2 separate regions of the Homo sapiens genome follow, and region 2 is linked to region 1. The links are chromatin loops, found by intact Hi-C in ENCODE. Cell type or tissue: mammary epithelial cell. All regions are shown on one strand. Each heading gives the region's core, and the rest is flanking DNA. Links, peaks and the distances in the headings are about the cores only. Region 1 overlaps PRRX1 (paired related homeobox 1). Region 2 has its middle 39 kb from the start of PRRX1.

Region 1 (16,055 bases), core at 6,675-9,174:
ATTCCATTCCACTCTTAAGTGCAGATGACAACATACACGCTGTGCAAGAGAGAAACAACAAAGCATCCAACACATAAATGGAAACCATTCCCCAGGGAAAATATTTATAGGAAAGACAGATTTTTCCATACTAGCTGTTATAAAGAGGGTCTGAGAAAGAGGGTCGATGAATATCACATGTTGTCCTTTCTACCAGAATAGCCATTAAAAAATGCAACCATTCTCATCTAGAAAGCCATTTTGATCCAGATGTTCTTGCATTCTTCTTTACAATGATATCCATAAGTCCTTGCTTCATCAATTAAATAAGTGCAGGGTTATTTTAGCTTAGTAGTATGCCCCATCTTCTATCTTCTCCCACAATCATAGGAGATGATTTTCACTTTAGGACACAGTTTAAAATCTCTCTGTTCCTAAAACACATCTCAAATCTTACCTTCTCTATAAACCTTTTCTGATAGCACCAATTCATATTGATTTCTCAGGCTCTAAATTTATATACATATATTAGTATATTATCAAATACTTTTTAAAAATTATGGTTCAATATTTTCTCTGTAAATATTTTGTCACCTTAATGTATTCAGGTATTTCTATAGAAAAGAGATAGGATTCCTTGACATATTACATTACAGTAAAAGTTGAAAGAGTTATAGTAATGTCATGGTATAGAAGCAGTCCCACAATATTAGAATTTTAGTGATTTATTTAAAGTTTTAAAGGACTGAGTAATTTCTGAATTCTTTTTAACAATACATAGCAAGTAATTATGTTAGCATTGTCTTTTGTCTCTGGATAGTTTTACCCACAGAGGAAAAATTCTTTTGCAGTGTTTCTTTATCAGATAGGATAGTCACCAGATTTAGAGAGGGAAAAAGCCTTGTGGTCTGATTCCTCTGCAAATGTAGGAATTATTCTTTCATTTTTATCTTTTACTAGAAAAGCGGCTGCAGGATACATGAATTACTTAAACCACCAAGAAAATACACAAGAAAGAGGTACTAAAAGAGATGGGTGTTTCTAATGGATCACAATGTTAGAATACATATGAAGAACTTCTTGAGAAAAGAAGACTGTAAGCCCAAGGTAGGCTACCCTCTGTGCATTCAAATATGAGTTAAAGAGAACAATAGCCCTGACCTCGGCTCTAGTATGAAGTTCACTCTGGACTCCTCATGTGGCTGCTGAAGTTGCCCTAGAGGGAAGGTGGAGAAGAAGGCATAAAGTGCCATCCTCAAGCATGGGGACCTGACAGCATGTGGTGATCCCTATTCACTAAGGCCTTGCTCTTGCCATGCAAGCTTCAGCTAACTCCAACACCCCTCACCCTCTTCTGCTCTGCATCCTGTGGGAGGAACCTTAGAGATTCCAAATCATTGGTCAGCCAAACGTAATTTAAAGGTACGGAAAAACATATTTTAGGAATAAAATCTGAAGAAAAATGCGTTTCCTATGCCTGGGTCACATCAGTTTGGGAAAAAATCTGATGCAAGAAGATAAAATGCCAGCTCCAGTAGCAGAAACCAACTACCACATCAAAGTTTGTCATCTGCCTTTTGGTTGAAAGCATGGCAGGCAAGCGGATCTAAAGTGCAGCCCGCTGATCATTTTATGGGCATTGAACAATGTTTTCAAAGGAACTTATATTGCACAACAGCTACTTACTTTAATGGGATTTGTGTGGTTCAGGCCCCGTAACCTTTGGAAAATTGAAAGGAAGTGTAATTGCAAAAGCCACTAAAAACCGTTTAGCTTTTATTGCAAGGCCCATGAAAAGCAGTGAAATAGAGCTGTGGCATTCATTTGAGTTTCTTTGGCTACACTTAGCATTAACTGAAATTAGGACAGCATCTTTCTAATATGTGTCCTGATAAATGGCACATGGGTCACTTAACTGGGAAGATTGTTGCAATATAGACTGAGCTTAGTGCATCACAATGACCAAAGCCAAGTTTAGCAGCACACACACATCGTCTCAACAGCATAGCCCTTCAGCGGTCCTCCATCATTGACTCCCAGCACGTATCAAGAGCGAACAAATCTCTGCCAATACAAATACCCAACTGTGCAGCTATTGCGCATTATCACAGCACAGCTACCTGAACTATAGCCCACTAAAGCCCCTAAACTTTGTATGGTCGTCTTTACTGTCATCTTGGTATAGACTTGGTTCATTTTTAGTCAAGTATCAGACTAAGCCTTAGCAAATAGAATTAAAACATCTTATATGTGATTTGGGAAATGACATATGTTCTCTGGAGAACAAAATGCTCTAAGAAGTGTGAAATTACATTATTTTGCATGGTTTTGATCAAAGAGATGAGTCAGTGGCTCTGTGTAAAGCAACAGTGGTTCTGTGTAGATAGCTCAAAATTTAACTTTCTCAATATAGCCAACCCTCCTTTCAAGTAGAAAACACTCAAGAATGTGAGGTACTCTAAGGTGATTTGCACTGTTTTTAGCTTCTTTGTTATATATTTCTTTTCACCTCTATAGAACAAATACTTTTCTATAGCGCCAAAAATGTTAACACAATCCATATCACCTTAAGCGCTTTAACTCTCTTAAGACATTTTCCTTAAAGGATTATTGATCAGAACCCCTGAGAATATCCAACACAAAGCAAGGTTTTCCATGTAGTCCCATATTGGAACTGTACTTACTTCTGAGGCTATGTTGATAAATCTCCCCACCCCACCGCATTATGTGGGCATTTTCCGTGTGATGATGAATCTGTTTTAGGCTATAACTCCAGAGCACAACATTTGTGTTTGTATTTAATTGAAGCTCTTATCAATGTTCAGTAAGTGAATAATCAGACATGAAATACTACTACTAATAATAATACTAATGTATTCCTGAATCCATAATTTACTAATACGAATAACAATAATGTATTCATGAATATGTTAGAATTCTTACTGTAAGAGATGCATTATTGAACAGAGTACCCTCTCTTTGATAAAGACATGAAATTCTGGCTTCAGATATGTAAGCTACCTCCAATTTTTCTATGGATGAATTACCAGTTTACTCATTTTTTCAATTCATTGCAGGATGCCAAAAAAGGGGAAAATAAGAATCTTTTTGTCAGACCCAACTAGCTATAATTGGGATGGAAGCATAGTTGGAAGTGGAGTGGAGTAGAAAGTAAACCAGCTTAGAAATAAGAACAACCTTTGTTCTCATACAGATCCTGCCACTGACTAGCTGTGTGGCCTTGGATAAGATGTTTCACTTGTCTGAGCCTCAGTTTCCAAAATGATAAAATGGGAGTAGGATCACCTGCATCCTGGGGTCATTTGAAAATTTAATAAATGCATAAAAGGCACATAGGCTGACACATAGTAGGCATTTGACAAGAGGTGGATTTTACTTCTACCAGTGCTACCATAATGTGTTCTCAAAAATGGGCTGGTCAAGCCATTGCTGCTGTACCTTTACTCTTCTGCTCACTCTTTGTTGTTATTTAGCTGTTCAGTAAGATTTCTATCACAAAATAACTGGAGAGAAAGTGAGAAAGCCATTCAAATACGTTTATATGGCTCGGTCATGTTTGATGGAGAGCATAACAGAACTAGGAAACTGGAAAAATGAATAAAAGCTTTAAAATTCAGCAAGAACTGAGATATAGGGTAGACTCAAAATTGCACAAGGATATATATCATGCACAGGTGTTTGCCCCAAAAGTTCCATTTGGGGCATTTTTTTGCTATTATTCAATTCTTGGCTTTCTAAAAAGCCAACTTGCCTTCTTAAATTCAAATTTTGGAAAAAAAATCTAGAAAGCAAATAGATTCTAGTACTCAGACGGATAAGCAATTGGTACCTTTAACAAGTAGTCTCACTAGAAATTAGCTTCAGAAAAAAAGACAGGAAAGAAAAGAAAGCCAAGAGCTAAAGACAGGTTATGAAAATTCAATTATTTCCCAGCCTATTTGCTTTTGGTTAACTAATTTGGTTGCCATATGCCTAAAAACACAACAGTTGAGTCATATTACTCACTATTTATTCAGTGACTCTTTTAAAAAGAAATGTCTGATTATTTTGGTAAATTCCAAAAGGATAAGAAGAAACCAAAGTTCTGGGAAAAGAGTGAGTTCTGACTGAGATATTAGAAGCTTTCTAAACTTGCAATAATCCAGATGTGTGGTCCCCTTGGAAGTGCCTGGTATTTGACTAGGAATTTGACTAGGATTACAAACAGAGCTGAGGATGAGGCATATCCTCTTGTCTTCTTCTGCTGAGGTTTTTTTCCCTTTGCACTGAGACTGCTGTCACTTCATAAAAGAGACAACATCAATCTTGCCATTACCAGTAGAAACTAGTGTTTTCATGAGAGGCAAGCATCATATGTCACCTTTTTCAATGATTCCTTATCTTTTTGGTTATAATTTTTAATGTTCTAAAGAAAAATCTGGTAAGCACAGGTTCTAAAAAACCAAGACTGGAAGCAGACAGGAATGAAGGAGATGTACATAGTTAATGAGTAAGCTCAGCTCTTAGAAGGACAGGAGTGATGGAGCAGAGCTTCTCTGCTTAGATAGAAAGACAGCTACAAGGCATTTGAACTTATGAGAACAAAAGTATGACTTGAATTTTCTTATAATTTTTTATCTTGTGTTAAAAGGACAAGGTGCTTATAGCAGAGAAAGCCACAATAACAGAGAATTAGCTTTCCATCACAGTAAGAGATAGAACCAAAGGTAATTCTGTAACACTATATAGAATAAATGAAGAGGGCTGAAAAGGATATCAAAGTTCTTCTTGGTGTTACTCTGGTCTTGGATGTCAAATAAATCTGAAGATGAAAACATGCTAAAATGGTCAAAATAAGAAGCTTGATATTTTTAAATACTTTTTAGATGAAATAAAATTCTCTTTAAAGAACAAAAATTCAAATTTTGTTTAAAAAATAAGAAAAGTCGAAGTGTAAATAGTGGCTTAAAGCTTGACTTTTTTGAGGAAATTACCATTCTTTAACATCTGAAGCTTTCAATTTCTGTATCTGTAAAATGGGTTGTTGGCTTAGTCAGCTCAGGCTGCCAAAACAAAATACTATAGACTGGGTAGTTTAGACAACAGAAATATGTTTCAGAGGCTGGAAGCCTCAGGAAGAGGGGCTGGCCTATATGGGTTCCTGTTGAGGGCCTGCTTCCTGGCCTGCAAACAACTGCCTTCTTACTATATCCTCATATGGCAGAGAGAGCAAAAGAGAGCAAGCTTCCTGGTCTCTTCTTATAAAGACACTAATTCCATCATGAGGACTCACTCATGTGACCTCATCTAAACCTTATTACCTTTCAAAGGTCTTACTTCCAAATAGTGTCACACTGGGGGTTACGGATTCAATATATGAATTTGGGGAGGATGTAAACATTCAGTCCATGACAACTGCTTTAAGATACAAGTGATACATATATTTTTAAATGATACAAATTGTGACAACTAGCTGTACACATTTCCTTATATTTTATTGTAAAATATGTATTATGGAGCAATAGTGGAAATGGCTTTGGATTGGAAATAAGGAGACTTTGATTCTAATTCAGGGGAGTTACTGGGAAAGCCTGTGATGTTAGCCCTCAAGTGTCCTAACTGGCATAATTGTAAGTTGGGCTATGGGACTAAGATCTGTTTCAAATTCAGCATTGTGGAGTTATAGGATAGTTTTTACACTTCCAATGCCTAGCCTAATAAAAAACTTTCAATAATTGCTCATTTAGCATGATGACTGAATTATATTCTTTTGGTGGTGATGGTGTTGGTGGTGTGTTTTTTTACTTTTTTGAGAAAAAGTTAGGCTGGATTTTATCTTGCATAAGGGCTGTAATGTAATTACCAGGCCTGAGGAAAGCTTCAATGATTGACATATTCCTCCATGCCCACAGCACTCTGCAGGGATAAACTCCAGACTGAAATCAATGTGAATCTTTAGAAGACATTAGTTTACCTCTAACCACAGTCTAGAGAAAGAAGAAACCTAAGATGTTTTTTAGAATAACTATAAAGAGTTATTCTATCTTCTAAATTTACTAAAAGGAAATAAGAATAGCTACATACTTCATTTCTCTGCCATCCTTGACCTCTTAACCATGAGTCAAGTGGCGTCAGCCTTGCTGCAAACACTGCCTATATCAACCATTTTAGGGTAATCCCAAAATGGATGCCACTAACAATGGTTACATTCAATCTTGACTTTAGCATCCTCCCTATCACTTTATTCATTCATTTGAACAAATATCTATTGAGCACCTACATGCCAAGCGATGAGATGCTCTGAGTAGAGAGAAATGTTGTATGTTGTCTGCACTTCAAGATACTTACTTTCTAACTGATCTGGAGAAAGAAGTCAAAAGCACTTGACAAGTAAAGTAATAGTAGAAAAAAAAAATATTCCAGTACACTTGGTGACCATCAGAGCCAGGAACGGGCCAGGAAGGAGGACAGATATACCAAAGAGAGTGCAAGGTTAGAAAACACTGCATGGGCCTCTCTTTGTCATACCTGAAGCTTAGCATCCTTTTCTCAGCTGATCTATTATTTCTCACCCAATCACTCCACTCTAGTTGTACTGCTAATGGTGATAAAAACATAATTTTCTTGTCCTTTTCATTTATACTTTTCTCTGACCTTGTCTTTCTTTGCCTAATAACACATCACAGACCTTACCCATACCTACTAACTTTTACATTAATGGCCCCTTCTCCTTTCCTAAGTCTCAGCTGACCTGTCAGTTCTTTGTAGGAACCTTCTGTGATCAACAACCAGAAGTAGTCTTCTCACTATTCTTCATCCAGCATCTTAACCATTTGCTTTATAACACTTATGACAGTCTGTAATTATTTATGTTGATTGTCTCACACTAGAATATAGCTTCATGAGGGTAGGCACCTTACCTGACTTGTTAACTGTGCTATCCCGGCACCTGACATTAGTCTTCCATATTTTGGGTACTTCTCTTAGAATTATTAAATTAATATGTTAGACTCTGCTTGGTGAAAGTGCCTACTCTGAACAACCTGGTCCATTCACACTCAGCCACCAAACCTGACCACTCTTTCAGGGATCAGTTTCTGTAATAAGGTCTTGACACACAAAATTTCCTGCTTACTGCATTTTTGTAAGGCATGTAAATTCCAGGATCAAGTGTTATGCAGGTTTCTCATGCACTTTCTCAGTGAATGACTTTGCAGCAGTAATTATTCTGATTAGAAAGTAAGCCTTGAAGGCAGGTGAACAAAGTGTGTAGAATAGAGCCCTAAACCTTTTAGTAGTGCTCAGTAAATGTTTGACTTTGATAATGATGATACATATGGAATTATTGACCATCTTGCTCCTAGAAAAGACAAAGGAAGTCTCAAAAGGCTTGACCTGATACAGTTATTTCTATGTTCCAAAAAACATATTTAGCTTGAGGTTGTATTTTCTTCTAGTTAGTCATTTCCAGTCACCGTGTTTTCTGTTCCCTTTCTCTGGCAAAGGAGCTTGGGCAAAAGCCTGGCTAATTCATTCTCCAATATACAGGAACATTACGGCCTGTCAACCACACCTAAGCCTTAATTATATGGTGATTTCCTCTCCAAGGATATGCGACTGTTTTAACTAGTAAGGAAGCCGATGCACTAAGGTCATATGAGAAAAAAAAAAGTTACATTTGGGTAAAACACCCAAAAATTCATGTGGAATAATCTTATTCCATTGAATCATGTCCCCTGTTGTTGAACAGCCCTAAAGAAGTCCTTGTTAATAGTCATTCTGTCTGCCTGGAGTGGAAATCTATGAGTAATCTGTGTGTCACTGTGACTCATGTCGTGACCAGCACTTCCAAATCCTCATCATCTGAAATCTGGCAAGAAGAATTTACACTGCTCAACTCATAACAGGAAGAAAGTAGGATGAAGGAAAGACCTAAGAAAAAGTTGTATTGATTAAACATAAAATGATAACCAGAAAAGGAAGATAATCAAGGTTAAGGAAGGACAATGACTCTTTAATCACCATCTGGGTCATTCTCTTCCTTGGCATCTGTTTCCAATATGACTTACATGACAATTACAGATATATTTCCTCATATAACCTTGGGTCTTTTTTCAGGTTTTCCCTATTTCTAAAAATTTTCCAATTTTTAAATTACTTTGAAAAAGGACTTTGATAGTAATATGTTGAACCAAGAACAAGGACAAACTGGATATACTAGTGTTTAATTCCACTGCAAGAGCATTTCCAACAATTGGTAAAAGTTTCATTGACAAGCCTTCTTATTTCTTTTCTTTAATCTATTTGATTAAAATGGCACAGGGTATAATTATGTGGTTAATTTACTCAGAAGTCAGCACCTTTAAAATAAAGCATCCTAGGAATAAACATGAAAATTTCATAGACTCAGGAGATTCTTATAGAAAACATATACTGGTTGGATGAGTAGATGGAAGAAAGGATTTGAGAAAATCAGATTTTATAAACACAGTGTTTGCATTAAATCAATTAAAGAAGATGTGTGCATGGTAACTGATTTGGGCAAAGGTGGGGACATTCTAAGCTACATTTTAATTTTTTTTTTTATCTGGCCAACAAGAGAGTTAAAAGGAAATATTTTCCTTTCTTGCTATTCAGCTGTGTTCTGCAGACCCCTGCTGGGCTCCTTCACTTTGTTCTATTTGGTTATTTCCATACTAGGGCTTTTTAGTTGTAGTGGTCATACTTTCCCTGATGATATCATTAAACTTATTCCTTTACTACAGATCTGTTAGTTTGAGGAGAAAGCTTCTTGACTAGAAGGATTATTACAATTTTCTTTCCTAGAGACATCCAGGTATTTTTTTTTTCTTTTTCTTTTTCCTTTTTTTAAGGACAGGGTCTCACTCTGTCACCCAGGCTGGGGTACGGTGGCATAATCACAGCTCACTCCAACCTCATTTACTGGGCTCAAGTGATCCTCCTGCCTCAGCCTCCCCAGTAGCTGGGACTGCAGTTGCACACCACCATGCCCAGCAGTCTTTTTTTTGCTAGGTTTGGGGTCTCACTATGTTGCCAAGACTAGTCTTGAACTCCTGGTCTCATGCAATCCTCCTGCCTCAGCCTCCCAAAGTGTTGAGATTACAGGTGTGAGCCACTGTGCCCTGCTGAGACTTCTGGTTTGAGCACCAGTCTCAGGTCTTCCCAAGACCAAATGGCACTAAGCTTTTCTGGCCATGAAGTGTAGGTGGTCACCAAGTGATACGAATATAGGTAACTTCTTGACCTGAGAGAACCCATTTTTTATATCAAAACTTGTCTCTAATTAATCATAGCCCCAGACCAAATTTATACAATTATAACTTTATACTCTTTCCCACATTTTCAGCAATTCAATGTTAGTAAAGTTTTTTCATAGAAATGTATGAGAAGTCAACTTTATATAATGGGGTACGGGGGAACGTCAGTGGATCAGAAGCCAGACGACATGAGTTCTCTGTCTCTGGCCCAAAAAAGTCATGTGATCTTGAGAATGTAACTTTGCCAATCTAGGTTTCTATTACTGTTGCTGTTGAAAAAGGGCATAGTATTAAATTGTTTTTAATAACTCTTTCTAATTTTAAATTACAAACTCCTCTTCAAGTACTTGACCAATAGATACATCTGTGCCTTCAAAGAGGTATATAGTAAAGAATAATATACTTAATTGCTAATTACCTCCATTTTTGGAATCTATAAATTTAACAATGGATTAACTAGACACTGTGTAATTCCATGGATATACATTCCTGTGGTCAAATCTGCAATGTCTTTGACTATTTTTAAATAACACTAGTAATGATATTTGCAGATATCAGGGTTATTTCAACATTGCATGAATGCTTATTTTCTTTTAGATAACTTTTAAAGATAATGTTCAGATTTAGCAGGTATTCAAATACTTAACAAGAGACCAAAGAAAACTGTTGAAAAACTATTTATAAAGTTCCAGAGTTTTTAAAAAATCTAACATTTAAGGGTGGGGGGCATAATTTCTCATAAAATGTTTGTGTGTGTGTGTGTGTGTGTGTGTGTGTGTGTATGTGTGTGTGTGTGTGTCTATGTGGGTATATGTGTGACTTAGCCCAGAGAACCCAAAATTGAACTGGTAACAGCAGTGCTAGAAACATGAGAACTAGAAGCAGATTCAATTGCTCACATGAGAAGGAACAACTTCTTGCAATGCAAAAGTTTTACTTGTTTGAGTTCTCTACGTAGCCCACTAAAACTGCTGAGACTTACTGTCATTACCTAGTACAGTACTAACTGTATCTGCTAGCTCACTTTGACATAGTAGTTTCTGGTAGGAGCTCCCAGACAATAGGTCACATGATATCACTGCCTGCTGAACTTAGCAGTAAACAAAAAATATATATTTTAAATAGATATTTCAGGGCCAGGAGAGGTGGCTTACACCTGTAATTCCAGCACTTTGGGATGCCAGGGCGGGTAAATCACTTGAGCCTGGGAGTTTGAGACCAGCCTGAGCAACATTGCGAAACCCTGTCTCTACAAAAATAACAAAAATTAGCTGGGTGTGGTAGCATGCTCCTGTAGTCCCAGCTACCTGGGAGGCTGAGGTGGGAGGATCACCTGAGCCCAGGTGGTTGAGGCTGCACTGAGGCCATGATTGTGCCACTGCACTCCAGCCTGGGCAACAGAGTGAGAACCTGCCAAAAATATGTATATATAATGTCTAAAATTTAAATAAACCAAGGCAGAGGATGTAAGGTTCCTAGTGAAGTGAATTGCCAGATTATGCTGGTTGACACAACCATGAGCTATATAAATGAGGTCTTAAATTGCTACGTAATGCAGACATGGAGCAGGAAAGTGGCAAAGTGGTGACAAAAAAAAAGAATGGGGTACATTTAAGGTGAATCACTAAGGATGTTCTCCCATTACATTGTGAGAGTTTATATATTGAGACCATTCCACTAGGACCCAAATAACATGTGTGCCTTTGGAACTCTTTGCAGTGTACATTTCAAAGTTCAGACCAAAGCCACTAGGTAAGTTTTATGGGTCCCTCTAGAAGAGCAGTTTCTTGTCAGGGCTGGAAAAATAATGGCACAAAGCATCCAGTAACAACAGAATCTAGGCCTGTTAGTTTGATCCCAAGATGATGCCCCTTCCAAAAGGAGAGAATCCAGAAGAAAAATTTATTCTCCAGACTGAGTGTGAAAGACTAATATTGAAGATTTGGAAATGTTTTGGGTATAGTCTATTACACACCAGGTGCAGATCTGTTGGGGAAAATCTATTTACCATTTTATTTGTTCCAACAAAGACTCTCATGAAGTTGAGTTTCTCCAAGATCATCATTTGTGGAGGCTAAGGACAGGAAACAGGAAAGATGTATGACACCAACTTTCCAAAGTCTATCTTGCTTCTCAAGGTTCCTTTAAGAACACAATACAGCTGAGAAGGCAAGTTTGCATTCAGGCCTATACGATGACTGCAGTGACCAATGGCCAATAAATCAATTACATCTTGTGTACCCTACTTAACCTATGAATATGATGAATATTTGGAGTGTGTTTTTTGTGGTCTCATGCCAAAAGTTAACCACAGCTTAGAGATTCTTGAACTTTAGAAAAATAAGTAGAAATCTATGTCCCCCACTTTATTCTCAGTGTAGTTGGAAAGAACAGAATTCCATGAGAGAGCAACTTAATTGTGTTCATAACTTCCCAGCGTTGAGAGGTTGCGTTTATATAGGCCTTTCTTTCAAAGATCATAAAACACCTCACTTACTTATGTTATTTCATTTATATTCTAAATGTGTTTATAGTATAACAAAAGGACACAATACAATTTTAATTTTAAAAAGTGTTAATTTAATAAATTTTAACAAAACTAAGCAAAGTTATATTTATCTAGTTTAACACTTGGGGAAATCAATGTTTAGTTATATTTCAGAATAAAAATGGTCAGTGGGTAAGTTGATTAGTTTTACCTTTAATTAAAATTTTTATTTTTGCTTTGCTTTTCCCAGTACTCTAGGCCACATTAATTATTCTCCTTCCTTAACTCTGAGCTAGTGCTCGATTCACACAATTTAGGACATGGCTGTATATTTTCATGATGTCTTCTTTGTTTTCTATGTATTTTGGTCTCAACTACGTATTCAGGGGGAAGAGCTGACATGGACTGGAAATGACATTAATTAGAAGACAGAGCCTTGAGAGCCAGACCTGTCACTCACTGTCTTTCAGCAAACTCACTCATCTTGCCTGAGCCCAGGGCATGCAGCTGATATCTGGTAGTTTGGCTACAGAGCCCAAGTTCTGAAATAAAATGTAAAATACCAATGGAAAGTGTCCTAAATGCTTTAAAGAGTTGTTGTGAGGTTCAAGTAAGATGACTTAAAAAAAAAACACTATTATATAATGTATTATTATTATAAACTCTGTGAAGACAGAGACAATATTTTGTACTTTTGCTATATACTTTCCAGGAACTAATGTAATGTCAAGTCAATATGATTTACCAAGTAAGTACTTAATAAATATTTCTGAATAACAAACAATTATTAAGTACTAACTACTTGCTAAGAACCTCTGTTAAGTGCTCTGCATGGACCATTTTGTATTTCACTACACTAGGAGGTCTTGCAGATGAGGAGACCAAGGCTCAGGGAGCTGATCATCCAGGCCCAGGGCACACAATGGACGACATCTGGTAGTTTGGCTACAGAGCCCAAGTTCTGAAACACTTGACATTCGTAGAACCAATGATCCTGAAAGAATTCAGAGGTTATAAAATTTTCTTCCTATAAACTATTAAGAAGTGGAAGAACTTTTAAGAAATGGATAGGAATTCGTGGCAGTGTATTGGGTATAATTTTAACCCAGAAATTAAATTAGATAGACAGATAAACTTCTTGATATGATTGGATTGCAATTCTATGATTTTCATAAGAGATGTTTTCTTCAAAGAAATGCCTCTGAGCATTTGATTTGGCTTTGCAAACTGAAGTTCCAGCCTGCAAGATATTTCTGTTCTTCTCTTGATCAAATGGTTATAAATCCCTCTCAGAATAGTGGGAGCATTAATCTAATTATGCACGAAGCCAATGAGAGCAAGATAATTGCATAGATCTACCCATCCATTTCACCCAACATCGTAAATTATTGAAATGCTGCAACCTAGCTTTCTGGGTTTTAAAAAACACTTTCCAAGTTTTAAAAACACTCTGCTATTGCCATTTATGGGAGACCCACATTATATTGTCTTTTTGCCTTAAGTACCATAAAACTAAAATTTTAAATTTGAGCGTTTACCCTTTAGAGGGTGCTCATGTGATAGAAGAATGGAAAACATGTGATACGTTCTTACATGAACACGGGTAAAAGCCTCAATCCTGGGAACTAGTTACCCTCACTCTAAAGAAATTAAGTTGAATAGTTCTCTTTTTACTTGTTATAAATTACATTTGTTAACAGAGATATGGATCTGCTTTGCCTGCACACACACCCATTGTACAGCACTGCCAACTCCATAGGGAGGAGTCCGACAAACCCACTTCTTAAAAGTTCTTCCAAGTAGAGAGTACAATTGTGGTTATTAGAGGCTTGAAAGGGTGAGGGGAGGGGAGGACAGGGAGAGGTTGGTTAATAACAGATACAAAATTACAGCTAGATAAGAGGAGTAATTCTAGTGTTCTAGTTCCAACTAGTGTTCTAGTCTCCAACCCCCAGAGCCATGGACCGGTAACAGTCCGTGGCCTGATAGGAACAGGGCCACACAGCAGGAGGTGTGAGGCAGGTGAGTGAGCATTACTGCCTGAGCTCCGCCTCCTGTCAAATCAGCGGTAGCATTAGATTCTTATACGAGTAGAAACCCTATTGTGAACTGCGCATGCGCGGGATCTAGGTTGCAGGTTCCTTATGATAATTTAAATTAATGCCTGATGAGCCGAGGAGGAAGTTTCATTCCAAAACCATTCTCGCCCCCTCCCCCCGCCTTCCCCCATCCATGGAAAAATTGACTTCCATGAAACCGGTCCCTGGTGTCAAAAAGGTTGGGGACTGTTGTTCTATAGTGCTATCGGGTGACTATAAAATAATTTATGTATATCTTCAAATAGAAAAGAGGATTTTGAGTGTTCCCAACACAAAAAAAGATAAATGTTTCAGATGATGGATATGCTATTAATAATTACTCTGATTTGATCATGACATTGCATGCATGTATCAGAATATCATGCTGTACTGTATAAACAAGTACAATTACAATGTGTCAATTAAAAATAATAATATAATAAAATATATTTTCTGTCTGACTTTAGGACATTTGTAAAACTTGTAGTTGAAGCATTCTCCCTGTTGCAATAACCCTTTCGAATAAAATCTTTCCTTAAAAAAATTCTTCTACTTCTTAATAGTTTTTGGAAATAAAATTTCATAAACTCTAAATTTGTAATTCTTGAACAAAACAAGCAAAACATTTGGCCTGAGTAGAAATGGAATGATCAGATGCCCACAAGTTAAACTGATTTCATGCCCAAGGATTATATGAGCCTTTAAACCATGGAATTCAAATTAAGTTGCAATGACAAATCACAATTCAGAGTTCCTATGTTGTGTTTTCTTTCTATTTAATGTAATATATGCTTACTACTGGTGATGAGTACTGGCTGGTAAGTATGAAAGGTCAATCTTTCCCACAAGGAGCTCAAAATTTAGTGAAGAAAAACAGATATATAAGCAAGTAACTTCAAAAATGAGTTATGTAAGATAATGGAGGATATATATTGTAAAGCTGTGATGCAAAGGAAGGATCAACTGTAACTTAATAGATGAGATAATAGATGAGTCATAAAGAAGAGGAACTAATTGCACTAGATTTTGATGGAAAAATACACATTTTGACCAGTGGAAAAATACTGTTTGTAATGGACAGAGCAGGGTGATAAAGGCAGTATTACTCATTCCTAAAAGTGGATTTTTACCTCATTTATTCCTCATAACAGCCCTATGAAAAACTATGTCACTGTCCTAATTTCAAGAGTTCAGAAAAATAGACTTCTCAGGAATGCAGTGCTGGTAAGTGATATGATCATGATTTCCCTATGTTGTCTCAGCCCAGCATTTGGGAGCTTTAAGAAGAGAAGATGAAGCCGTAGTGGGAAAGTAGGGCCAGATGGTAGAGGACCTTTCCCAACATGCTAAGACTCTTTGAACTGCATCCTCCAGGGTAGGACAGTCAGTAACGGGTTTTCAGCAGCAAAGTGGGTGATAAGGGCAGTTTTGTCTCCAGGTAGCATCCTGGTAACTTGGAGTTTGGTTTTGGCTGGGCATGAGACAAACATTAATGCTTTACAGATTCAGAAGGACAGTACTAATAATACAGCCTGTCTGCTACTTTTAATGGATAGGATGCTCAAGGCCTCTCTGACTGCTAAACTTTGACCACAATATCTCTGTCCATCATCTCCCACTTTCTCCCCTGTATAGGTCTGTTTTCAATTCTCCTGGTCATCTTTCTTTCAATCTATGACACACACGTGTATCTAAATTACTAGATAAGTAAAGCAGGAATTCAAGACACAAGGACATGTCATTTTTTAATGTATGGAAGAGCTCTGACGGACTTTCCAAATGGTCTGAATATATATCCTAAAGGTTCTCCACCCTATAGTAGAACCTGCAGTAACACACTCATCAGCGGTTCTATACTAGCTAGAAACACCTCCACCTGCCAACATTTCACCTGAGACCTACTGGACTTCCTGGGCTCAGGAATTATTTCCTATGAATGAATTTGGCTTGAACCAACTCATTCACACAAAAAAATAACTTCCAAATGCATAAAATTGAATATGGTGTTTCATTTGCTTAAAAAAAATGGCCATAGGAGGCCATAGGACATTTTTAAGTTTGTAACCCCATCAATACATTTAAATATGATTATAAGCATATATATGAAAACCCTTGAAATCCATCCGCTTGGCTGGGCTCAGTGGCTCACACTTGTAATTCCAGTACTTTGAGAGGTTGAGGCTGGCAGATCACCTGAGGTCAGGAGTTCAAGACCAGCCTCGCCCCATCTCT
Region 2 (16,055 bases), core at 8,872-11,371, 85 kb after region 1:
GGTCACAGGGCAAACTCAAAATAGAGAAATAGGTTAATACAGAAAATCACAATTACCAGACCAGAAGCAAAAATCTTCTGCAAGAACCAGTATCAAGATATGAAGATTTCAACTGTAATTGACAAGTTGTTGGCAGCTCAGTGTGGACAAATTTGAGAGTTAAAAACTCTAGGGGGCCTAATCTTAGGGGAGCCCCTATTCTTTTGTGAGTTTTACATCTAGAAGCCCTACCAGGTTTTCACAGTGAATATCTGGTAACAAAAAAAAAAAAAAAAAAGAAAACAAACAAAAAAAAAAACCCTTCTGTTTCCTGAAGGGTATGGGGAAAGTTTCCATTTAAAATTTGCCCAGATTATTTTGTTCTTCTCAAACAGGCCTACTCTCATGAAAAACTATTTTACCAGAGTTTAATCAATTGGAGGTCTTATCAGAACCTAACTGACCTGAGAGAAATACTCTACTTCAGCTACCTCTAGCCAGTCTTACTCACCAAAGAGGAGGAAAAATTGAGAAGCACTCATGAAGCTCACAGCTCAGGAGCACAGGCTAACTAAAAGCCTAAGACTGCATCAAAGGACTGTGGAACACTTACTCTTGCCACACACCTTACCATCACACCAATAGGGCTCTTGTATAATAATTGGGGAATACAACTAAAAGAACTGGATGTGTCAGACTTTATTTAAGAAGAAATCTCTAAGGAAACTCAGAGACAACCAGAAACACAAATAGAAAAACACAAGAGGAAATGTTAACCTCTGACACCTACAGCTACAGCCTAACTCCTAGTCAGATAAACGTAAAGCCTCACAAAAAAGACCCTATCTACCTCTGTTCCACTTACCCAGTATTTCATGTCTAGCTTCCAATATAAAATTGTAAGGCACAATGAAAGACAAAAAAAAATTTTTTTGAAGAGATAGAGCAAGCATCAGATCCAGAGTCAGACATGGCAAGGATGTTGGAATTATTAGATTGGGAATTTAAAACAACTATGATTAATATGCTGAGAGCTCTAGTGGAGAAAATGGACAACGTGAGAACAGATGAGTGATGTAGGCAGAAAGGAGAAAATTTTTTAAAAGAATCAAGAGGAAATATTAGAAATCAAAAACACTGTAGCAAGAATGAAGAATACCTTTAAGGGGCACTTCAATGAACTGAACACAACTGAAGAAAGAATCAGTGAGCTTAAAGAAATGTCAATAGAAACTTCTAAAACTGAAATACAAAGAGAAGAAAAGACAACAGAATATCCAAGAATTGTGGAACAATTACAAAATGTATAACATACACATAATAGGAATACCAGAAGGACAATAAGGAGAAAACAGAACAGAAGAAATATTTGAAGCAATGCTAACTGAGAATTTCCTAAAGTTAATGATAGACACCAAACCACAGATACAGAAAGCTCAGAGAACAAGTAGGATAAAAAACCAAAATTTACATCTAGGCATATAATTTTCAAACTGCAGAAAGTTAAAAACAAAGGGAACATCTTGAAAGAAATCAGAGGAAAAAACACCTTACCTATAAAGAAGTAAGAATAAGAATTACACTGGTGGTGTGGGGGTGGTACATTGGTGGGGGGGGACGGGGGTGGGGGTCCGGGGTACGGGGGTGGGGACTGGGGACGACGGGGATGGGGGACGGGGACGGGGGCTGGGGGAAGGGCCAAGATGGCTGACAAGAAGCAACAGCATTAGGAGGCTCTCATTGAAAAATAAAACATAATAGGCTTGTGAATCCTTTACCGGCAACCAAAGTATCCAGGTTCTGTCATCAAAATGGACTCGAGGGCTGGCATGACCCATGGAGACAAGGAAGAACAGTGTGGTGCTGCGGCCCACCTGAGAGCCATATGGGGAAGGGGAATCGCCGCCCCCCAGCCAAGGGAGGCAGTGAGTGAGCACGCTACTCAGCCGGGGAAACTGCTTTTTCCACGGAACTGTGCAACCCACGGATCGGAAGATCCCACTTGCGAACCCAGTCCACCAGGGCCTAGCACCCCCACCCCAGAATGCACAGATTCTTACAGCTTCTCAGCTAGAATCTGATCAAGCCTATCGAACTCCCAGCAGGAGGGGCGACCAGCACCGGCTGTGGCTGCCTGCTGTCTAAGTTGTTTGAGCTCCTTTAGGGAGGGGCAGCAACCAGCACTGGGACTCACAGCTGCCTAACACACTAAGCTCTTTGGGTGGCGGAAGGGCAGCAACCATTTCTATAGCTCCAGGCTGCGCTTTTCCCCTGCTGGAGCCAGGGAGGCTGGACGGCTCAGTCCCAACACTTGTCCCCACAGCCCAACACACCAGCTGGCCTGCGGTCAGAGTGCATCTTCAGGCCTAATTCTGACCCATCCTTCCTCAGTGGGCGGGGCTTTCCTGCAGGATCTCCAATAACTCCAGCCAGAGCCTCAGGGACAGAATTTGGATCTCCCTGGGCCTGAGCCCCTAGAAGGAGGGGTGGCTTCAGTCTCTACAGACCAGCCGACTTAGCCTCTCCTCCTGGTAGTTCTGAGGAATTCGGGCAGCCCAGATGAGTCAGTTCCCCCCACCAGTGAAACACACCCTCTCCGCCAAGGGACAAAGTGCTCTGTTAAATAGGTCCTGCTCCCTGTTAACCCAACTGGGTGAGACCCTCCAACAGGGGTTGTCAGACACCCTATACAAGAGCAATTCTACTGACAACAGGTTGGTGCCCCTTGAGATCAGAGGTTCCAGAGGAAGGAGCAGGCACCCATCTTTGCTGTTCTCCAGGCTCCTTGAGTGACATCTCTAGACATGGGAGTGAATCAGATAAATAAGGCCTGAAGTGAACCCCCAGAAACTTCAGCAGCCCTATAGAAGAGGGACTTCACCATTGAAAGGAAAACAAGCAGAAAGCAACAACAACAGCATCATCAACAACAACAAAAAGCCCCCACAAAAACCCCATCCAAGGATCAGCAGCCTCAAAGACCGAAACTAGACAAACTCACGAAGATGAGAAAGAATCAACAATACAATGTTGAAAACCCAAAAGAGAGAAATTTATAGTACTAAATGCCCACATCAGAAAGCTAGAAAGATCTCAAATTGACACCCTAACATCACAATTAAAAGAGCTAGAGAGTCAAGAGCACACTAACACAAAAGCTAGCAGAAGATAAGAAATAACTAAGATCAGAGACGAATTGAAGGAGATAGAGAAACGAAAAACCCTCCAAATAATCAACTAATCCAGGAGGTGGTTTCCTGAAAAAATTAACAAATAGATTGACCGCTAGCTAGACTAATAAAGAAGAAGAGAGAGAAGAATCAAATAGACACAATAAAAAATAATAAAGGGGATATCGCTACTGACCCCACAGAAACACAAACTAGCATCAGAGAATACTATAAACACCTCTGCACAAATAAACTAGAAAATCTAGAAGAAATGGATAAATTCCTGGATGCATACATTCTACCAAGACTAAACCAGGAAGAAATTGAATCCCTGAATAGAACAATAATAAGCTCTGAAATTGAGGGAGTAATTAATAGCCTCCCAAACAAACAAACAAACAAACAAACAGGACCAGACAGATTCACAGGTGAATACTACCAAAAATACAAAGATGAGCTGGTACCATTCCTTCTGAAACTATTCCAAACAATTGAAAAGGAGGGACTACTCTCTAACTCATTTTATGAAGCCAGCATCATCCTGATACAAAACTGGGAAGAGACACAACGACAACAACAACAAACTTCAGGCCAATATCCCTGATGAACATTGATGCGAAAATCCTCAATAAAATACTGGCAAACTAAATCCAGCAGCACATTAAAAAACTTATGCACCACAATCAACTCAGCTGCATCCCTGGAATGCAAGATTGGTTCAACGTATGCAAATCAATAAATGTAATCCATCACATAAACAGAACCAAAGACCACATGATTATCTCAATAAATGCAGAAAAGGCCTTTGATAAAATTCAACATCCCTTCATGCTAAAAACTCTCAATAAACCATATAAATAAACTAAATAAACATATATTGATGGAACATACATGTAAACAATAAGAGCTATTTACGACAAACCCACAGCCAATATCATAATGAATGGGCAAAAGTGGTAAGCATTCCCTTTGAAAACCAGCACAAGACAAGGATGCCCTCTCTCACCACTCCTATTCAACATAGTATTAGAAGTTCTGGCCAGGGCAATCAGGCAAGAGAAATAAATAAAGCGTATTCGAATAAGAAGAGAGGAAGTCAAATTGTCTCTGCTTGCAGATAACATGATTGTATATTTAGAAAACCCCATCATCTCAGCCCAGAAACTTCTTGAACTGATAAGCAACTTCAGCAAAGAATCAGGATACAAAATCAATGTGCAGAAATAACAAACATTCCTTTACACCAACAATAGGCAAGCAGAGAGCCGAATCATGAATGAACTCCCCTTCACAATCGCCACAAAGAGAATAAAATACCTAAGAATACAGCTAACAGGGGATGTGAATACAGATAACAAGGGATGTGAAGGACTTCTTCACTGCTCAAGAAAATAAGAGAGGACACAAACAAATGGAAAAACATTCCATGCTCATGGATAGGAAGAATCAATATCGTGAAAATGGCCATACCACCCAAAGTAATTTATAGAGTCAATGTTATTCCCATCAAACTACCATTGACATTCTTCACAGAATTAGAAAAAACAATTTTAAATTTCATATGGAATCAAAGAAGACCCACCCCCCGATATAGCCAAGACAATCCTAAGCAAAAAGAACAAAGCTGGAGGCATCACGCTACCTGACTTCAAACTATACTACAAGGCTACAGTCACCAAAGCAGCATGGTACTGGTACCAAAACAGACATGTAGACCAATGAAGCAGAACAGAGACCTCAGAAATAACACCACAGATCTATAACCATCTGATCTTCAACAAACTTGCCAAAAACAAGCAATGGGGAAAGGATCTCCTATTCAGAAAATGGTACTGGGAAAACTGGCTAGCCATATGCAGAAAACTGAAACTGGACGCTGTCTTTACACCTTATACAAAAATTAACTCAAGATGGACTAAAGACTTAAATGTAAAGCCCCAAACCATAAAAACCCTAGAAGAAAATCTAGGCAATACCATTCAGGACATAGGCATGGGCAAAGACTCCATGAAAAAAGTGCCAAAAGCAATGGCAACAAAAGCCAAAATTGACAAATGGGATCTAATTAAACTAAAGAGCTTCTGCAAGTGAAAGAAACTATCATCAGAGTGAACAGAAAATCTACAGAATGGGAGAAGTTTTTGCAATCTCCCCATCTGACAAAGTTCTAATATCTAGAATCTACAAGGAGCTTACAGTTACAAGAAAAAAAAAATCAAAAATTGGGCAAAGGATATGAGCAGAGACTTCTCAAAAGAAGGCATTTATGCAGCCTACAAACATATGAAGAAAAGCTCAACATCACTAATCATCAGAGAAATGCAAATCAAAACCACAATGAGATACCATCTCACGCCAGTCAGAATGGCAATTATTTAAAAGTCAGAAAACAATAGAATAGACACCGGCAAGGCTGTAGAGAAATAGGAACGCTTTTACACTGTTGGTGGGAGTGTAAATTAGTTCAACCATTGTGGAAGACAGTATGGTGACTCCTCAAGGATCTAGGACCAGAAATACCATTTGACCCAGCAATCCCATTACTGGGTATATACCCAAAGGAATATAAATCATTCTACTATAAAGACACATGCACACATATGTTTATTGCAGCACTATTTACAATAGTAAAGACATGGAACCAACCCAAACCCCCATCAATGATAGACTGGATAAAGAAAATGTGGCACATATACACCATGGAATACCATGCAGCCATAAAAAGGAATGAGGTCATGTCCTTTGCAGGGACATGGATGAAGCTGGAAGCCATTATCCTCAGCAACTTAACACAGGAACAGAAAACCAAACACCACATGTTCTCACTCATAAGTGGGAGTTGAACACTGAGAACACGTGGACATGGGGAGGGGAACAACACACACCAGGGCCCTTTTGGTGGTGGGGGATGAGGGGAGGGAACTTAGAGGATGGGTCAATAGGTGCAGCAAACCACCATGGCACACATATACCTATGTAACAAACCTCCACATTCTGCACATGTATCCCATTTTGTTTTTTTTTTAGAAGAAATAAAGAAAAACAAACAAAAAAAGAACTACATTGGGCTTATTTTCAGAATGCATGCAAACAAGAAGAGAGTAAGGTGAAATATTTAATGTATTAAAAGAAAAAAACCACCAGTCTAGAATTCTTCATTCTTCTAAACTAAAAGAGAAAGATTTTCTCCAACAAGTAAAAACTGAGGAATTTGTCACTAGCAGATCTGCCTTGCAGGAAATGTTAAAAGAATTTTTTCAGAAGGAAGAAACATGACATGATAGATACTTGGATCTACATAAAGAAAGGCAGGGCCGGGTGCAATGGCTCACGCCTGTAATACCAGCACTTTGGGAGGCCAAGGTGGGTGGATCACGAGGTCGGGAGTTCGAGACCAGCCTGGCCAATATAGTGAAACCCCGTTTCTACTAAAGATACAAAAAAATTAGCCGAGCATGGTGGCGGGCACCTGTAATCCTAGCTACTCAGGAGGCTAAGGCAGGAGAATCGCTTGAACCCGGGAGGCAGAGGTTGCAGTGAGCCAAGATCACGCCATTGCACACTCCAACCTGGGCAACAAGAGTGAAACTCCATCAAAAAAAAAAGAAAAAGAAAGGCAGAGTGTTAGAGAAGAAACATATGACAGTAAAATACCATTAACTATGGATCGTCTTCAAAAGATGAGCTTACCTACTTAAATCATTAAATATACAGAACTAAAGTTTTTCTCAGAAGAGAATCATAAATTCTAAAGGATTTTTTTATTTACTCAATACATTATTTTCCTATCAATAATATGTCATTTCTAATGGTTTAATAATAGGGTGCTTTATTTGTTCAACAAACAATTATTGAATGTATGCTAAATGTTAGACTCTATTACTATTAATAGAAAAAAGGAACAAAGTTAAAAAGAATTATTTCTCCCCAAAAGAAGTATACAATTTAATAAAGCTAGAGAAATGCTGCTTGAAAATTTACTAATACAGTGAGCTGAAATACATGAGTGTCATATACACAAGTTAAGTGTCACTTTCAGGGAAGCATCTGACTTTAAAGATGTCAGGCAAAGTTCATTAGAGGACACAGCATTAAAACTGAAATTTAAATGTGAGAGGAGTTTACAAAGGGATGATAACTGTGTATGCAAAGGTATAAAGAAGCATGACATGTATCAAAAATGCAAAGTGGCCAGGGGTGGTGTCATACCTGTAATCCCAGTAATTTGGGAGACCGAGGCAGATAGATCACTTACAGACCAGCCTGAGCAACATGGTGCAACCCTGTCTCTACCCAAAAAAAAAGCCAGGTGTGGTGGCACAGGCCTGTAGTCCCAGCTATTCAGGAGGCTGAGGTGGGAGGGTCTCCTGAACTTGTGAGTCCGAGGCTACAGTGACCCAAGATCATGCCACTGCACTCCAGCCTGGCGGACAGAGTCAAAAAAAAAAAAAAGAAAAGAAAATGCAAAGTGATTCGGTATCACCCACATTTAGAGAAAAAGAGTGGGGAATGAGGCTGGACCAGTGGAAGTCAGGTAAGAAAAGTCTTACATGCTTGGCAAAGGGATTGACTTTTGTTTATTTGTTTTTGTTTTTGTTTTTTTGAGACAGAGTCTCACTCTGAAGCCCAGGCTGGAGTGCAGTGGCGTGATCTCAGCTCACTGCAACCTCTGCCTCACAGGTTCAAGTGATTCTCCCATCTCAGCTTCCTGAGTAGTTGGGATTACAGGCATGCGCCAACATGCCTAGCTAATTTTTGTATTTTTAGTAATGATGGAGTTTCACCATGTGGGCCAGGCTGCTCTTGAACTCCCGACCTCAGGGGATCCGCCTGTCTTGGCCTCCCAAAGTGCTGGGATTACAGGCGTGAGCCACCGTGCCTGGCCTTTGTTTTTGTTTTTCTGTAGACAAATCAGGTTTATTGAAGAATAGTGGATTATAATAACAAAAGCACTAGGTAACATTTATTGACTGTTACCTTATTCCAGGCTCTGTTCTAAATAGCTTACCTTTATTAATTTGTTTAAGCCTCACAATCTGCTGCAAGACTCAGCATGGTTAAGTAACTTGTCCAAAGTCATTCAGCTCAGTGGCAGAGCTGGGTAGGATGTGACGTAGTGGCACTTGTGTTTAGAATTACCTTTCTGATAGCCATGTAAAAGATGAAGAGGTTGGTGATAAACTCAGGCAATGGTCATGGGGATGGGGAGGAGGGGCAGATAGTCAGAAAGTAGAATTGACAGAATTGATGATCAAACAGTCGTGTGAGGGCTAGGAGAGGAAGATCTAGGATGACTTTGAGGTTCTTGGCTTGGGAAAATGGAAAGAGATGATGTCACCGTTCCAAAAACAGGGAATATTGGGAGGAAAACAGTTCTGAGAATATTTCATTCACTCATTGATTCATACATTCATCTCTTCAGTCAATATTGTCTGCCTATCCTAGATTAGGCAATCTGTTAAGTGTTGGATATACAATGTTAAGCAAAATAGACAAAATTGTCATATAGCCTGCAGTCTAAGAACAAAGTCAATTTCTGAAAACATTAAAGCTTCCATAGGCCATCAAGCTAGGCATTTCTACAAGAAGCCTTGTAGATAGCTTTCAAAATTCCTGTTGATCCTCTAAAATTTACTGGAGACCCAGCCTTTTCCTGGACCCACAGCCATGTCCAGTCCAGGATCAGGCCCTGAAATGTGTCTTAGATTCCATGCACATTCACTCTGGTCTGAAGTCAACACACATAGCCAGAGGTAGGGTGGCTCCTAGGCTTTGACCAGTACACCTGCAGCAAGCCAGCCTTGGGAGAAAGAAGATTCTATCTTTAAGGGAATATGTCCAAGGGGGCAGATTATGTGTTTAGCTTCAAGAGAAATCTGAATTGGAGGTAGACATGTGAAGGTCGTCAGCATGTATATGGTAGATTAGGCCACTCATGTGAATGACTTTGATAAGAACCGACAGCTGAAGACAGTGCTTGCAGTAGCATTAGGAACAGGTGTCCACAGAAGACTTAGAAGAAAAACCTGGATAGGGAGCAGGAAAACCACTAGAATAGTGTCACAGATTCCCAAGGAGAGGAGAGCTTTAAGAAGACAGTAATGAGTAGAATAAAATGCCCCTGAGTGATATGTAAAGCATGAGCTGACAGTGTCCTGAATATGGGTTCATTTGTACTGACCTTCATCCATTTATATATTAAGAGTCTTTGCTGGGGATTTTGGTATTGACGCAATAGATTCCATCATTATAATGAACTCTTGGGCCAACATTACCCAAGCTCTAGACTGCTTTTGGGCTTGAGGGTATTGTAATGATGGTTAAATTTATAAAGTATTCTTCCAGGATGATTTGTTCAAATCAGATATCTTAGAAACATATTTGCTGGAGTCTTCAATTTTTTATTTTTCTTCTATCACTTTGAGTTGTGATAATAGCCAAAAAGTATAGAAAACAAGATTTTTTTCTTTGGATAGTTGATCTATTAAGGTGGAGTTTTAGTTTGCAACAAATCCAAATTATTGTCAGCTTGGTTATACATTTTAATTTAAAACGTGGTTTATCTGGTCTTTTCACTCTACCATAATAGAATTTTGGCCTCAAAATTAATTTGGCATCCTTTTTGTATAGGGTAGCATTTAGCATTCAGGCAGAGCACAGTGGACATGTTCTGTCTTTGCTTCATAGTATATGTGGACTCAGCTAAAGAGACTTAAATGACTGGGAGTGACTTGAACAATTGAGAGACAGAATCATTTAGAGGCTTCTTCCATGTCTGGGAACTGGTCAGGAATAAATCAGAGCCTGGGCTAAGCAGGGACTGTCACCTAGAACTCCTACATGTGACTATGTGATCTGCATGTTGCCATGTGACCTCTCCATATGGCTTGGGTTTCCTCACAGTATGGTGGCCTCAGGATATGCTGTTGGACTTATCACATCATGACTCAGGATTCCATGAGCAAGTGTTCCAGCAAACACGGTGCAAATTGCATGACTTTTTATGACTCAGTCTCAAAAATCCTGTGGCACCACAAACTCACCCAAATCAAGAATGAGTACACAAATCGGACCTCTTTATGGGAGAAATGACAAATAATTTACAGTCATGTTTTAAAACTGCCATACTTATCAAAGGTGCTCTGATAACGAAATTACAACAAAAATAATTAATGAAGATTGACTAGCTACATATTATGATGTGAGAACGGTATAGAACCTTAGTTAGAAAGACTTGTGCTGGGTTTCCAAAAATAAGAAATCATGCAAAGAACATTATCTGGATTCATTTTTGCATTCAAAAATTATTGAAAATACTGTGGTGAAAAGACAAAGTTCTTGCTCTCATAAAGTTTACATTCTTGTAGGAGGATGGAATGGAGGGAAACAGATAATAAAGAAGTCATAAAATACATTAATAAGATGATCTATGATAGAAATATATGTCTGAAGAAAACAAATTCATTTATTAAAGATTTAGCATTTAAGAGAAATTTCAATGCTAGACCAAAGGATCTAGCTTATCACAATCATGAAAGCATGGGATATAAATTATATAAGATCCAGAGAATCTACACAAGAAGGAAAAAGATGAGATGACAAAGGTTGAGTGCTGAACAACATTTTCAGGAAGCACAGAATATAAAAACTTGGATATGCAAGTTCAAATGTCATACAAAAGATTGGATTTGAGGCCAAAGAAAAACAGAGCCAAGGGCTAGAAGCAAGGTATAACTGAAGTTGAACAAGAATGAGGTTGATAGAAAAGCACAGTGAAGTTGCTGTAATATTTCCTTTTTGGCATCAACTATGTATAGTGGATGAGGCTGATTTAAGGAATTGAGGTGAGATGTGCCATTATATACAGCAGTCTATAAATCATTAAAGAGACATAGTAGAGAGAAGTTATTTGCAAGGCATATAATTGTCAAAGAAATGACATTTAGAATATATTATAAACTGCTAGAAATTAATTTCACAAAGTCAAACAATCCAGTGGGAAAAATGGGCAAAAGATATGAAAAGAGAAATCACAGTAAAGGAAATCAATCTCCCTATAATCAAGGAAATGCAAAATAAAAAGTACAACAATGAAAAGTAATAATAGTGAACTATCATTAAATGGCATCCCACACATATACATATGTAGACTAGTTTTAGTGGTTACAATAATTAGAAGATATATATATATGTATATACTATCTTGGATAAATGTTAATAACTATGGTAGGGTAAAATCATACAAAAATGTAAAACAACATAATATTATCTAAGTAAAATTTTAAAATGTGCAAACGATACTACATAATGATTGCTGATACATCTACAGGTAGTAAGGTATAAAAACAACAACAAAATACACACCAATTTCAGGTACTAACATGGAGAGAAAAAAGGAAATGGAATTGCAGGAGAGGATTGTCTTCTATTGTACCCTTCAAATATTAATATATCTGCTATGTCTTCTTTCTTACAAAGAAGGTCTTTTTTTGTGTGTGTGTCAGATGGAGTTTCACTCTGCCACCTAGGCTGAAGGGCAGTGGTGTGATCTTGGCTCACTGCAACCTCCACACTCCAGGTTCAAGCGATTCTCCTGCTTCAGCCTCCCAAGTAGCTGGGATTACAGGCGCCTGCCACCAGGCCCCGCTAATTTTTGTGTTTTTAGTGGAGATGGGGTTTCACCATGTTGGCCAGGCTGGTCTCAAACTCCTGACATCAAGTGATCCGCCTGCCTTGGCCTCCCAAAGTGCTGGGATTACAGGTGTGAGCCACCGCGCCCAGCAACAAAAAATTAGATCTAAAGCGAATATGATAAGATACTAAACCATGTAAAATATGGCTGGTGATAGTGTACTATTTTCTGTTGTTTGAAATATTTTACAATCACCTCTTTTTTAAATATTAGAAACATAAAGCATATGGGTTATTAATATGTAATTCTTTTTTGTGAGACAACTGGGAAAAGCCACTTGTCAGATCTGGCCAAGGAAGATGTGTCTGTCCTTATCCAGTTTGGGTCATATTCTCCTCCAGTAAGACCTTTCCTGTATCAAATAAAAGTCTTGTCCTATACCTTGTTATTTAAATTTTTACTTCTATATGTCAGAATTTTAATACTGATTACAGAAAATTCTTGGTTTCTCCATTTTAAATATTCCAAAGTTCATACAGTAAATTCAGAGTTTTTTTTTTCATTTTTAATCAATTATATTTATAAGGAGATTTGCTTACTGGGAAACATGTATTTTCTGAAAAAATACTAACTATGAATCTCTTTGTTTCTCTCTTCTGAGTTTTCAATCTTATTCTTGTTGATGTTATGGTGGGAGATAGGGGATTTTTATTCTTGAACTTTTTGGTGGGAAAAGAATAACTATAAGGATCTGCAAATGACTCATTCATTGTGTAGAAATTATAGACTTCATGATATTTCATTTCTAAAATTATTTAAGCATCTAATTCCTACTGCAAAGCAGCATCCTAGGATATGTGTTGGCTGATTATATAGCCACGTGGACCATACAAGAACACAGAGAACCCCTGGAGAGTCTCATGAAGGAGGTACCATCCTTACCTGAATTAATATAACACTTTTGCACAGGGTAAATTGTTGCCAAAGAGTAGATTTTGTAACCATTTAAATGCCAAATCAAATATTCTATTATTAAAGGGCAGTTTATCCTTTCTCTGTCTTACTCCTAATACCCATAATAGTAACAGTAATTTGGAAATTTCTCCAGTGGGATTTTGCTCAAGTTAATACTACTAAAGTTTAATTTCTTTTTCTTTTTGGTGATACCTATACCAAGCACTCATGCTTCAGAAAAAGCTCTAAGCTTTGGCTGCAGCAACTTGAGCCTTGCTTTCTGCCATGCACACTGGAATGCACAACTCACAATAGTTTCCAGATATATCAGTTCCCTTCCTGTCTAGGACATTGTATTGCCACATGACCTTTGCCAAGTCACTTCTTTCTGCTCTGCCATAACATAAGGTTGTAATTATGATGATCTCCCTCTTAGAAATGTGATGAGAAGCTATTCATAACAAAGACTGTAAAAATTGCAAACATGATGAGAGAGGCAGATATTAAATGTAGGAAAATGTTCTAAATTGAATATTTACTTCCTGCCTGACTCCACCTGTCCTTAAAATTTATCCATAAAGACAACAGTAGCAAGAGTGCCTGATTAAGCCCTTCTGTTAATACTATCCACTTAAAATATATTTTTCTGATCCCAAATATGGCCTGGATTTTCAGGCAGATGATATTTATGTGTGTAAGTTATATTTTCATTGTTCTTTCATCAGGCACATGGTCTTTCTTTTTTCTTTCCCAAGAAAACTGAGATCACTTCGATGGTTTTAAATTGGCAATGTGATCTTGTTCAATGCCAGACACATGACATGTTCTAGTAGCCCTCTGGACCTGGGTCTGGGATCATATTCCCCTCTATCCCCAATACATGTTCCAAACACTTGTGAGCATGCTGGAGGCAGAAGGCTTAAAGAGGTGAGATCAGGCCAGGCTGGCATCCACTCTGTAGGATTCAGGGACAGACTCAAACTTCAAAGTGGTGCAGGAGTGACTGGCAAGGCACCAGAGTATTCACGGTAGGTGTAAGGACAACAGGAGAAAAATAAGCCGTCTTAGTACATTTTTTCAAGTTTCTGTTTGTCTTCCATCTGCAGGCTCTTTAAGCTGCCTTCATATTTGGATGTGGAGGTTGAAGTATTGCTGACCAATGCCAGAGTCACAGGAATATCCTGCTGTGCTTTTGATCTTCCCATATGACTGAATTTCCTGAATCATCATGTTACTGTGTGTGCACATATGTGCACATGTGAATCTTCTGGCACATCTCCCAGAAGCGCTAGTTCTGGGACAAAGGATCCATTGGTGCTTTCAGGATGTAATATTGATCACTTTGGCTTTCCTTGGCTCAGAGCCAGACACTTCGTCTCTCACTGCACAAGATGGCTGCCAGCTCCATAAGCTTGTCTCATTGTGACGGCCCTCGGCAGGACTTCCTGAGAGCAGACTAATTTCTGAGAGGCTTTGAAAAATGTTGTTTTAAAGTGGAACTTTGTGTTTTACCAACTATGGACAGTGCTTGGAATCTTGTTATTGACTTTTAAGATCTGTGGTACATCCTATGTTTAATTATGTAATACTCTCCAATACTCAGTTAAGCAGGAACGTCAATGACACAGAAAAACTCACTAGGTTTTTTAATCCCATGGTTTTGCACACTTTTTTATCTAGTATCAGTCTTAGTCAACTCCATAATTTGGACTTCAGACTTAATGATAGTTCAAAAGTCAAATTCGCAAGTATGAAAGGACGAAATCTCCTAAGTTTTCAAAGTGTTTCTTTCATGTATAGTACCACTAAAATTGTAAAAGCAAAGGATTTAGAAAAAACCTTGATGCCAATGCTTTAACATTAAAATAACATTTAAATTAAAACATTTAAAATAAAATGTTTAAAACTACGATTATCTTCAGGTAGATATCTTTCAAATCAAGAACATGACTGCAAATTTGACCCATTGCAAGTTTCCAGACTACTCAAGAAAAAAACAACACCAGAATCTCCTTTTCTCTTCTTTTTCCAAGTACTGTGTCTAGGACTTGACCTAAGCAGAAAGTGAAAAAGACAGAGTGTTCTTTCATTTCCTTTCCAGATTTCCATTCTGCTTTCAGCCACATCATCTTCACACACCAAAAATGTGTTGACTGCCTTTCTTCTTAGAAAGAAAGATTAGTCACTAAGCACTTGAGTGTGAATTTATCTCATATATGATTCTTTCCTGTCTCCCAGAGAAATAATTTTATTTTTAAAAAAAGGACATAGGAAGGAACACTTGCGGTGGACTTTAAGAGATCACTGCATCTATGAGAAGGAATGGCTGAGAACAGAGTATTTGGTCATGTCATAATTTTTATTCCATTAGTGAGACCCTGTCCTTTGCTACTGAGGTGTGTTAGCCTTTGTTAGGAGATGAATTTGCTGTTTTCATTAGCCTCTATTTTATTTGACTCCTGAGAAATGTCCAGAGCAGGTCTCTAACCTAGGCCAAAACGAAATATAATCTGAATTCCCAACATTCCGTGTGTAATGGAAAGAGCACATGCTTTGGAATCAGGAAGACTTGGGTGAGTCTCCTTGTTCAGTCATTTACCATCTGTGTGATCCTGGAGAAGGTATTTAACCTCTTCAAATCTTAAGTTGCTAGTGTACAGAATAAGAATAATGCTACTTAGCTCACGGGGTTGTTGTGAGGCTAAGTGAGATCATAGGTATGAAAGTCTTAACACAGTATGTGACACAGCTGATTTTTAAATAAATTTCCTTCATTGTATGCTCTTAAATGTCAGTAGTCTCTATCAAGCCTGGTGGAGCTCACTTCTTAATGATACTAAGTAATCTAAAAATTCAGCTGTGATATTTTTAAAAAATTATATTCCATGGTTATGATATCACCAGTGTTAAATTTAAACTTGCGATGACAGCACAGCTGTGAACTCTTTGCGTGTCGTATCCTTTGGAAGCAGGGCACTGTGACAGTCCTGAAGAAAATGCTATGTTTGCCATTCTTTGGGTGCACTCGTTAGATTCTTGAATTTCCAGACAGAAAAAGCTGATTGTATTTAGCTCATTTACTCTGAAGAGCCTACTTCAAATCCTTTCTTTGAAAGTAGACAGATTATATATAAATGTGTAGTGTTATTTCTCTATATTCCTATAAGTGAACTCAGTAGTCTGATGTTAATAATAATCTGTTTTAAAACTCATGTTTCAAACTCTCCCAGAGAGAAACTTAATAAAAATTTTGAAATTACAGAGTAAAATAATATGAGTTTGAAGATAAGCTCAAGACAGTCTGTTGACTCAATAGAGTG

Evidence for each region. Peaks named below come from ENCODE experiments on the same cell type or tissue, not always from the same donor. Only the 100,000 strongest peaks of a DNase experiment are listed, where the experiment ranks them.
Region 2: a loop joins it to region 1, with 2.0 times the contacts of the local background. A loop is called at or near these places in 1 of 110 quality-filtered maps.

The regions. Positions count from the first base shown.
Region 1 is chr1:170,699,919-170,715,973 of GRCh38, reverse strand. The region is part of intron 1 of PRRX1 (paired related homeobox 1); the gene reads right to left. Among named protein-coding and RNA genes, the nearest start is that of PRRX1, 44 kb to the right of the region's middle. In mammary epithelial cell, for the core only: no CTCF peak of the experiment used is centred there; a DNase peak (open chromatin) is centred at 7,793; H3K27ac peaks cover 1,932 bases.
Region 2 is chr1:170,617,408-170,633,462 of GRCh38, reverse strand. No RefSeq gene overlaps it. Among named protein-coding and RNA genes, the nearest start is that of PRRX1, 39 kb to the left of the region's middle. RefSeq lists enhancers at 1,632-2,131, 13,363-14,562. In mammary epithelial cell, for the core only: no CTCF peak of the experiment used is centred there; a DNase peak (open chromatin) is centred at 10,102; H3K27ac peaks cover 1,089 bases.